2 separate regions of the Homo sapiens genome follow, and region 1 is linked to region 2. Evidence: read pairs that join two places in POLR2A ChIA-PET (ENCODE). Cell type or tissue: PC-9. All regions are shown on one strand. Links, peaks and the distances in the headings refer to the core of each region. The heading gives the core; the rest is flanking DNA. Region 1 overlaps EPC1 (enhancer of polycomb 1). Region 2 overlaps LOC107984219 (a long non-coding RNA gene).

Region 1 (5,379 bases), core at 232-5,231, 310 kb before region 2:
ACTTTATTCAAATGTGTTCCAAAATTCATAAGTTTTTTTTCTTTTTTTTTTTTTTTTAAGACAGAGTCTCACTCTGTCGCCCAGGCTGGAGTGCAGTAGCACGATCTTGGCTCACTGCAACCTCCGCCTACCGGGTTCAGCGATTCTCCCACCTCAGCCTCCCGAGTAGCTGGGACTACAGGTGCGTGCCACCACGCCTGGCTAATTTTTGTATTTTTTAGTAGAGACGGGGTTTCACCATATTGGCCAGGCAGTCTCGAACTCCTGACCTTGTGATCCGCCTGCCTCAGCCTCCCAAAACGCTGGGATTACAGGCGTGAGCCACTGCGCCCAGCCTCAGAATTTTTTTTACTATAGAAGGTGGATTATTATATAACATCTGTAGCAGAGTCTGGAGTAGCACCTGTAGTAAAATACATTAATAGTTCTATAGTCATATAATAAAATGCAAGAATATTCACACTAAGAGGAATATTTGACTGCAAATAATCTCATGTTCAGTCATTCACGGCCAGATGAGGTCAGGTCTGGTCATAGTTTGCCAACAAATGAATTAAAACAAACTTTGGTTTTCAAATTAGATTGCTAGATGGCTGATAAGGCTCGTGAACCCTGTCAACTCAATCTCACTAATTAGGAGATCATACTTTAATAACTACCTGAAGAATCATTTTACCTTTTGTTTTATATTAAAATAATGTTTGGCCTGTGTACTAAAAGAAATTTCTAATTCAGGGTCTTTAGGCATTTGGGGTTACTTTTGGTTTTGTTATTAAAAACAAAGTAACGAGGTCAGGAGATCGAGACCATCCCGGCTAAAACGGTGAAACCCCGTCTCTACTAAAAATACAAAAAATTAGACGGGCGTAGTGGCGGGCGCCTGTAGTCCCAGCTACTTGGGAGGCTGAGGCAGGAGAATGGCGTGAACCCGGGAGGCGGAGCTTGCAGTGAGCCGAGATCCTGCCACTGCACTCCAGCCTGGGCGACAGAGCGAGACTCCGTCTCAAAAAAAAAAAAAACAAAAAAAAAAAAACAAAAAAAAACCAAAGTATACATTTTGAGGGGCTAGGTGCTGTGGTTCACGCCTATAATCCCAGCACTTTGGGAGGCCAAGGCAGGTGGATCACTTGAGGGCAGGAGTTCAAGACCAGCCTGGCAAACATGGCGAAAACTCCGTCTCTACTAAAAATACAAAAATTAGCCTGGTGTGGTGGCACACGCCTGTAATCCCAGCTACTTGAGAGGCTGAGGCAGGAGAATCGCTTGAACCCGGGAGGCCTGGGCAACAGAGCGAGACTCCCTCTCAAAAAAAAAAAGTGTACATTTTGGTAATCTAAACTCCATCTTTCACGGCTGAATGTTTCCTTAGCACCCATCACTTTCCCCTCAGCTGCACTCCTTTGATCATCTCAGTTGATCACCTTTAGCTATAAGAGTGCAGTGCACAGAGCAGCAGTCTGAACTATAGGCTGTTCCAGCTGCTGGTGTACCATACCATGGCTTCCCTTTAGTACAAATGGACTCAGAGAGTCTTAGGCCGGGCGCAGTGGCTCATGTCTGTAATCCCAGCACTTTGGGAGGCCAAAGCAGGTGGATTGCTTGAGCCTAAGGAGTTCAAGACCAGCCTGAGCAACATGGTGAAACACCCATCTCTACAAAAAAATACAAAAATTAGCCAGGCATAGTGATGCTCGCCTGTAGTCCGAGCTAGAGCTACTTGGGAGGCTGAGGTGGGAGGATCAGTTGAGCCCAAGGAGGTCAAGGCTGCAGTGAGCCCAGATCACACCACTGCACTCCAGCTTAGGCAACAGAGTGAGACCCTGTCTCAAAAAAAAAATTTCTGCCCAAGAAAATTGGTTACTTAGAAGCTACCAAAACAAAGGTAGTTTCTACTTCTGCCTAAGTATTTCTAGTGAAGCTAAATTCAACAACTTTCTAGATTGAGTTGTTTGAGGATCTTGGTTAGAAAGTTTGTCTATGTATTGAACCAAAAACTGCCTTCTTAAATTAAAACCTGCAGGTCCCTGGTTTGCTCATGGAAGCATACCGAGTGAGTTTGCTCCCCCTTCAGCATCATAATGGCCTTCACCCAGTTGAAGTCCTATCATGCTTCCTTTCCTAATCCCGTTCCTGGTTAAATATTTGGAGCTTTTAATCCTGTCCCACACATAGGATTCTCCTTGCGTAGACCCTTGTTTGTCAGGTGCTCTATGTGTGTGGGCTTTTTAAGCACTTGATTCATATTGTTGGTACCTCAGAAGATAGATTTCTTGTAAATATTAAATCCAAGAATTTTTGTCTATTTTTCAATTTAAAATCTCATTGCTTTGGGGTTCTCTTTTCCTTCCACTGTTACATATGTGTGACCTCAGAAGTTTCTTCATCTCTAGATGAGGTTGTAGGAAGAAATCCTACAATCTCTAAGAGTCCTTCCTGACCTCAAAATTTTTTGGTTTTGTGAAAGGATTCTGACTGTAGGTTTGGTCATCTGTCAACAACAACCATCTTGTCCACCTTTGTGGGAATTACAAACTTGATTCTCATACCATATCAGGAGGTAGACATACAACCTAAAAATGTTCTACCTTGATATCTCAATCCATTCATAGACATTTAGAGAGGGTGAGCATGGTCATTTTTGTCTTATTTCCATTTAGCATTTGGTTAGACTTTCAGGTTATAATGGTATCATGACCTGAGGTTCAGATTTCTTTTGCCCATATTTACTACCTTGGTACAGGTTTTTCTACTCATTCACACTGGGACCTTCTTTAGGAATTGAACTTTATTTCTCAGAAGAATATAAAACCTTAGCATCTCATAGCTGAAGAGGACCTTAATGATCACCTAATTTAATCTCATTCTCATTTTATTTATTTATGTATTTATTTTTAAGATGAAGTCTTGCTCTGTGGCCCAGGCCAGAGTGCAGTGGTGCGGTCTCGGCTCACTGCAACCTCTGCCTCCTGGATTCGAGCGATTCTCGTGCCTCAGCCTCCCGAGTAGCTGGGATTACAGGCATGTGCCACCACGCCTGGCTAAGTTTTTGTATTTTTGGTAGAGACGGGGTTTCACCATGTTGGTCAGGGTGGTCTCAAATTCCTGACCTCCGGTGATCAACCTGCCTCGGCATCACAAAGTGCTGGGATTACAGGCGTATGCCACTGCGCCCAGCCTGTCTTTCTCATTTTAGATGAAGACAGAGTCCCAAAAGATTTACTTTCTCAGGAATACTCAGCTAATTATGATAGAGCTGAGGACTAAGAATGTCAAGGTCTTTTGGCCCCTAGACCATAGTTATTATTACCACCACTTACAGCTTAAGGGTTGCTCTGTGCATTTCTCCTAGACTATTTGCCAAAAGTGTCCAGGAAAAATTTCATAACTAGACTCTGTAGAAGACAGCAATATCTAACAAATAGGCTAACATAGTAATCTAAAATGTTGATTGCATTTTTTTTTTTTTATGAGACGGAGTCTCACTCTGTCACCCAGGTTAGAGTGCAATGGTGTGATATCAGCTAACTGCAACCTCCACCTCCCGGGTTCAAGCGATTCTCCTGCCTCAGCCCCCTGAGTAGCTGGGACTACCACACCCAGCTAATTTTTGCTTTTTCCTTTTTTTTTTTTTAGAAGGAGTCTTGCTCTGTCATCCAGGCTGGAGTGCAGTGACGCGATCTCGGCTCACTGCAAGCTTCGCCTCCCGGGTTCACACCATTCTCCTGCCTCAGCCTCCCAACTAGCTGGGACTACAGGCACGTGCCACCACGCCCGGCTAATTTTTTTTTTGTTTTTTTTTTTTGGTAGAGATGGGGTTTCACTGTGTTAGCCAGGATGGTCTCAATCTCCTGACCTAATGATCTGCCCACCTCGGCCTCCCAGAGTGCTGGGATTACAGGCGTGAGCCACCGCGCCCAGCCAACTTTTGCATTTTTAATAGAGACGGGGTTTCACCATCTTGCCCAGGCTGGTCTCGAACTCCTGACCTCGTGATCCACCCACCTCGGCCTCCCAAAGTGTTGGGATTACAGGCGTGCGCCACCGCGCCTGGCCTTGATTGCATTTTTATTTCCAAGTCTGTATTAGGAAGAAGTTAACAGTTGTTAAGAAGTGAAATTCACAAGATCTTCAAAGACTCAGGATTAAGATGTTAAATAAGGCAAAAATATTTGGACTTTATTCACATTGATTTCTAATTAGCTATTGATAAATGTTTAATTAAACACACACGCCAGCAAAGTTCTACAAAAGAATACTTTCTTTCATATATATGGACTTTAATACATAGACATTCAGTGAATGCTAAATTATTGTTTTTCTATATATGTGATGACCTGACCTTCCAAAAATGGTTTGTTTGCTTTTAAATTTACTGAGCATTCCCTACTAGAAAAGCCAAGGCTTAGGCAAAACACTCAAACTTAGGAAATTAAACTGTAAATCTCACAAATATATTGGCAAAAGTATCTAGTGAGTCAAGGATTCTTACATTTAAATAATTTTCGTGGATTTTTTTTAAACATGAGAAATATTAACTATGAAATTATTTGAGGGCAGCATTGACTTTTTTAGATTTTCTTCAAGTTTTGGTATAACACATTTCTGTTTATATGGAAATGATCATGTTGACAGTTATTTTTATGTCAATATTTAGGGAGCATTCTATTATCAATAAAAATCTTTTCTACAGATTGCAGATTTGTGAATTACGAACATAGTAGGAAAAGGAGCTCATCAAAGGGAAGATATCAACTAAACAGATTTTAACACACACAGAAAATAAGAAAACCAATTTCCAACATTTTTTGCCCTTATAGCCCAAGAACTTAGTTCAACTCAAGTATAAGAACCTGTGTAGATACTAATAACTTATTAGGTTTTCTTGAATATTATTTCACAATTTTCTGATCCATTCAAAACATGGCAGAATTTGTACCTAACCTAATTTTCTAGTTGTACCAGGCAGAAAGTATATCCTGGAGGATAAAGAAAGATTCTTCATGAGTTATATAAGTGAAAAGTATAAAACTTGAAGTGATATTCTAACTAAATTATCAAACTGAAGTTAAACAACAAATTAGGTGACAGTATTTTGAAAACATTAAACTTTAGATTGAGGAAATGTGCATGATTTATAGATTCCCTGGTAGCCAGGGATGCATGATAAATCTTTTTTTGTTTTAAAATAATTCTTACTCAAACATCACAGGCTTCTTAAAGACGCCTTTAAAATCAGAGGTATTGTGATTGTATGTGCTTTTTTTTTTTTTAATTGGCAAAAAAGAGAAAAAGGTTTCCTTTTTAAAAACTGCACACACTTTTTTGGGGGGGTAATAAATGAACATTTTTTTGTTTGTTTTTTTTAGAACTGAGCTCTCC
Region 2 (5,379 bases), core at 101-5,100:
ATGATTACTTACATAGATAGCATTTACTCTCTGCCAGGCACTGTTCAAAACAAATTATTTAATCCTCAAACAACCCTATAAGATAGGTAATTTTATTATTTCTATTTTAAAGATGAGGAGCTGTGGCCAGAGAGGTTGCATAACTTGCTCAAGGACATTCAGCTAATAAGTGGTAAAATTTAGATAAGAGCCACAGTCTGGCTCCAGGGTCCATGTGCATAAGATTATATGATTGTAAAACAATAGCTAGATCAAAAACACAGACATTGGGCTAAAAGCTTTAATAAATTCTCAATATTATTCCTCAAGTTACAAATTCATCTTAAATGTATTTTTCAGGTACGATTTTTTTTTCTGTGTAAATCAAGTCAACAACAGGAATAACGAGTACTTACATAGATGACATTTACTCACTGCTTGGAGAGGAAATCCTGGATTTACTCTGTCGCCCAGGCTGGGGTGCAGTGGCGCAATCTCGGCTCACTGCAAACTCCGCCTACCAGGTTCAAGCAATTTCCCGCCTCAGCCTTCTGAGTATCCAGGATTACAGGCATCCGCCACCATACCTGGCTAATTTTTGTATTTTTAGTAGAGACAGGGTTTCACCCCGTTGCCCAGACTGGTCTCAAACTCCTGGGCTAAAGTGATCTGCCCGCCTTGGCCTCCCAAAGTGCTGGGATTATAGGCATGAGCCACCACACGTGGCCCAGCTCCAGAATTTCTGCTTGAGTCTTTTAAATTATCTCAATCTCTTTGTTAAATTAATCTGATAGAATTCTGAATCCCTTCTCTGGGTTACCTTGAATTTCTTTGAGTTTCCTCAAAACAGTTATTTTGAATTCTTTGTCTGGAAGGTCATATATCTGTTTCTCCAGGATTGGCCCCTGGTGTCTTATTTCATTCACTTGGTGAGGGCCTATTTTCCTGGATTGTCTTAATACTTTCAGATGTTTGTTTGTGTCTGGGCATTGCAGAATTAGGTATTTATTGCAGTCTTCACTGTCTGAGCTTGTTTGTACCCGTGCTTCTTGGGAAGGCTTTCCAGATAATTGAAAGAACTTGGGTGCTGTGATCTAAGCTGTATCTGCTTTAGGGACAATATAAGTTCAGTAACACTATGATTCTTGCAGACTTGTAGAGTTACTACCTGATGTTCTTGGATAAGATTTACCAGGCAGAGACTCTTGTTCTCTCCCTTTACTTTCTCCCAGACAAGCAGAGTGTCTCTCTATTCTGAGCCATCTGAAGCTTGGGGTGGACTAATACAAGCACCTCTGTGGCCATCAGGTATGACTGTGCTGGATTAGAGCTAAAGCCAGCACAGCACTGAGTCTTTCCTAAGGCCTGCTGTAACCATTCCGTGGCTATGGCCTATGTTCACTCACAGCCTGGGGCTCTACAATCAGCATGTGGGAAAGCCAGCCAGGCCTGTGTCTCTCCCTTCAGAGTGGCAAGTTCCCCCAGTCCCCAGGCAGGTCTAGATGCCATCCAGGAGCTAAGGAGTAGAGTCAAAAACCTCAGAAGTCTACCTGGTGTTCTACTGTATTGCAACTGAACTGACACTCAAACCACAAGATGCAGTCCTTCCCACTCTTCCCTCCCCTTTCCAATAGGAGAGGAGCCTCACCCCACGGCCAGTGCCACCACAGGCCCACAAGGAGTACTGCCAGACTACTGCTGATGTTCCCTTATGGTTCAAGGGCTCTTCAATCAGCATATGGTGAATGCTGCCTGGCCTGGGACTCACCCTTCAGACCAGTGAACTCCCGTCTGGCCCCAGGCAGGTCCAGAAATGCTGTCCAAGAGGCAAGTTCTGGAATCAGGGACTCCAAGAGCCTGCTTGTTGCTCTATCCCTCTGCGGCCAACCTGGTACCTAAGGTGCAAGACAAAGTCCTCTTTACTTTCCCCTCTGCTTCTCTAAAGCAGAAGGAGTCTCATCTCATAGCCATCACAGCTAGGAATGTGCTGAGGTTTACCTGAAGCTAGCAAGTCTCAGAGTCCCACCAAAGGCCCCTGACATACTGTTACAGTACATAGCTAGTGAGGCATGAGCAGAGCAGGAGAGGGCACTCCCCTGATAGGAATGTCAGGTGACTATCAGGTGTTGGGAGGCAGTTGTCACACTGTCTCTCTAAAATAGTAATTGGTCACAGCGAGCACCAGGGAAAGGCAGTCTCCCAATAGATAGAAACACTTGAAACTGGTGATCAGCAGATTCCCAATAAGATCTCAGGAGTTCAGTGGGTGGGCTCAAGCATGCATATTAAGAGGCAAAATATCAGAGATGAACTGGTATATGACTTTCCAGGGACATTCCACTAGTAAGGGAAGAATGTCTCAAGTGAGCATGTGTACAACTCCACTACACACTGCACATGCTCATTTCCCAAGTGCTTGCAGGCCACTGCACATGTGGACAGCCCACCCCAAGGGAAGAATAAGGGGAAAAGGAACGTAAGACCCCAAAAGTACACCAATGTATAAAACCCCAAGTCAAAAGGTCAAACTGTGTACTTGTCTTTCAAGTTGCCTGCTTGGCCCTCTTTCAAGTGTATTTCCTTCCTTTTGTTCCTGCTCTAAAGCTTTTTCATAAACTTTCACTCCTGCTCTAAAACTTGCCCCAGTCTCTCCTTCTGCCTTCTGCCCCTCAGTCAAATCCTTTCTTTTGGCCGGGTGTGGTGGTTCACGTCTGTAATCCCAGCACTTTGGGAGGCCAAGGCAGGTGGATCACCCGAGGTCAGGAGTTTGAGACCAGCCTGGCCAACATGGTGAAAGCCTGTCTCTATTAAAAATACAAAAATTAGCTAGGCATGGTGATGGGTGCCTGTAATCTCAGCTACTTGGGAGGCTGAGGCAGGAGAATCGCTTGAACCTGGGAGGCAGAGGTTGCAGGGAGCCAAGATCATGCCACTGCACTACAGCCTGGGTGACAGAGCAAAACTCTATCTAAAAAAAAAAAAAAAAAAAAAAAATTATAATTCTTTCTTCTGAGGAGGCAAGAACTGAGGCTGCTGCAGACCCATAAGGATTTGCCGCCAGTAACACGATTTGGTGCCATGACTGGGATACATTCTGCTACTAACATATTTTGGTGCCAATTGATTCTGATAACTTCCACTGCTCACATACTTTGATGCTGCATGACTCAGATACGTTCCCTTGTGGTAAGACATCTCTATGCCCTGCCTTCTCTGCCTGGAGGCATTCAACCTCCGTACACAATTTTCTTCTTCCTTTTTCTCTCGTGCTTACTAACCAAACCCCAGAACAATTCCTCTTGGCCATATGTGACTCTGTTCCCCTGGGCTGATTGCTCAGCTCACCCTGATTGGTGGCTCACAGGGGTGGGAAGTACCTTGAGGTTCACGCTGAGGCACTAATGGCTTTCCTGGACAAGGGGCTCACAAGAGTGGTAGGGCTAAAGCCTAAAACTGTACAATGTCAGGTTTCTTCTTCTTTTTCAGCTAAAATTTACTAAGAACCCTCACTGCCTATTCTTCTTTTTTTTATGTGTGTGTGTGTTTTGAAATGGCCTTGTGCACCTGCTGGACCATCTGCCTTGGGGGCAAGTCTGCCTCTTTGCTTTCACTTCACATGCCACATGACTTCTTAAACACACACTCCCTGTTATTTGTGTGCCCGTGGCTTTTACTGTGTTTGCATGGCAGCAAAGACACGAGCTCCCTTGCAGATATCCCGAGATTTATACTTGTTCTTACCCTACCAGCTTCCACGACTCTAACCCTTTCCCTGTCTGCTGGCACATGGCCAGGACAGACATTAATTGGAACTCCAGCTCTGCCAGCTCCTTGACTTACCACATGCTTTTTGTTCCTGTTATGTCCCAGGGCCAAGTTTTCCAGTGGGTTTTGAAGTAGTCTGTCCACCTGCATAGGGCCTCACTCTGACGCTTTAAGGATCCCACCTATTGGCTTTTTTGAGTTAGCACTCCACTGAGAGGAAAAGATATTCTTCCTTTGCCATTTGCAAGTTCTTACCCCAAGCCCCAAGTCCTCCGGAGATTACTACTTTACATCAAGAGGGCAAATAAATGGGGCCAGGCGCGGTGGCTCACACCTGTAATCCCAGCACTTTGGGAGGCTGAGGCTGGCAGATCACGAGGTCAGGAGTTCGGGACCAGCCTGGCCAACATGGTGAAACCCTGTCTCTACTAAAAATACAAAAATTAGCCATGTGTAGTGGTGCACACCTGTAATTCCAGCTATTTGGGAGGCTGAGGCAGAAGAACTGCTTGAACCCGGGAGGCGGAGGTTGCAGTGAGCCAAGATCACACCACTGCACTCCAGTCTGGGCGACAGAGCAAGACTCTGTCTCAAAACAAAACAAAACAAAAAACAAAACAGGAGGGCAAATAAATGTTAGGGCTGCTATTTTTGCAAGCATATGAAGGCTTTCCATGAGTATTCCTCTCACTTCCTCCTGTAGCTTCCATTCTCTAATTACTTCTACACCCTTCTCAACGTGCTTCAAGGTCATATTTAAAAGGGAGTCGGGAGGGAAGAACATGGGAAATGGGAATCTGAGAAAAGAGAAAATCACATTTTTTGCTAGAATGCTCCAAATGCGAGTCACTGTAAGGTCATGGAGACAAGGACATAGGTGAGCCAAAGGCTGCAGGGGCAAGAGCCCCATAGGACAGAGATGAAGGTTGGTCCCAGGCTAACAGATTACTGTTAGAACAGAGATGAAAGCAAGGTTAGGGTTACATGGCAAGATCGGTTATTCCAGAACCCCAAGGATGAACAGGGGGCCCACGGTTCACTCTAGTATCTCCTCTCTTCTCAAGTAGGTAATTGTGACAAGATGGAACCAAGGCTACTTGGTAGGACCGGTTCATTCTGGAACCCTAAGGACCACGTGGGATGCCTCATTCAGGATAATAGGAAAGTAGACGAAAAGCCTTCTTTTTCCTCTTTCCCTTTTTTTCTCCTCTGTTCTCTCTTCACAAACGGGTAATTGCATCTCCATACCAGAAGACACACCCCTTGGATGCATCCCCCAAACTGGGAAAAGTTTGATTCCCACCAACCTTGACACAAAAAACTAGTTTTCCTTTGTAATACTGTTTGGCCTAAAAAGGAACTGGGAGGAAATTGCAAAAGTCAGCCTTCGAACCAGTGACCCTGTGCAGGAGGGTCTAAAAATGAACTGGGAGGAAATTACAAAAGTTAGCCTTGGAACTAGTGACCTTGTGCAGAAGGTCCTCAGATTAGCCTTCTCAGTCTTTTATAACTGAGAGTAGAATAAGGAGAAGAGGGCTAAGGCAAAGGAGAAATGCAGGGATCAGAGGCAGGCTCAACTATTGGTTGCTTTACAAGCTCTTCCAGCTCCCTCCAGGTTACTACCATTATCACAGG

The links. Peaks named below come from ENCODE experiments on the same cell type or tissue, not always from the same donor. Only the 100,000 strongest peaks of a DNase experiment are listed, where the experiment ranks them.
Region 1: POLR2A ChIA-PET joins it to region 2 with 15 read pairs; 2 of 35 experiments call an interaction of 5 or more read pairs at or near these places.

Annotation. Positions count from the first base shown.
Region 1 is chr10:32,274,026-32,279,404 of GRCh38, reverse strand. All of the region lies in intron 10 of EPC1 (enhancer of polycomb 1), which reads left to right. Among named protein-coding and RNA genes, the nearest start is that of EPC1, 70 kb to the left of the region's middle. In PC-9, for the core only: no CTCF peak of the experiment used is centred there; no DNase peak of the experiment used is centred there; H3K27ac peaks cover 339 bases.
Region 2 is chr10:31,959,759-31,965,137 of GRCh38, reverse strand. The region is part of intron 2 of LOC107984219 (a long non-coding RNA gene); the gene reads right to left. Among named protein-coding and RNA genes, the nearest start is that of ARHGAP12, 34 kb to the right of the region's middle. In PC-9, for the core only: no CTCF peak of the experiment used is centred there; DNase peaks (open chromatin) are centred at 1,367, 2,177 and 3,217; H3K4me3 peaks cover 1,874 bases; H3K27ac peaks cover 4,446 bases.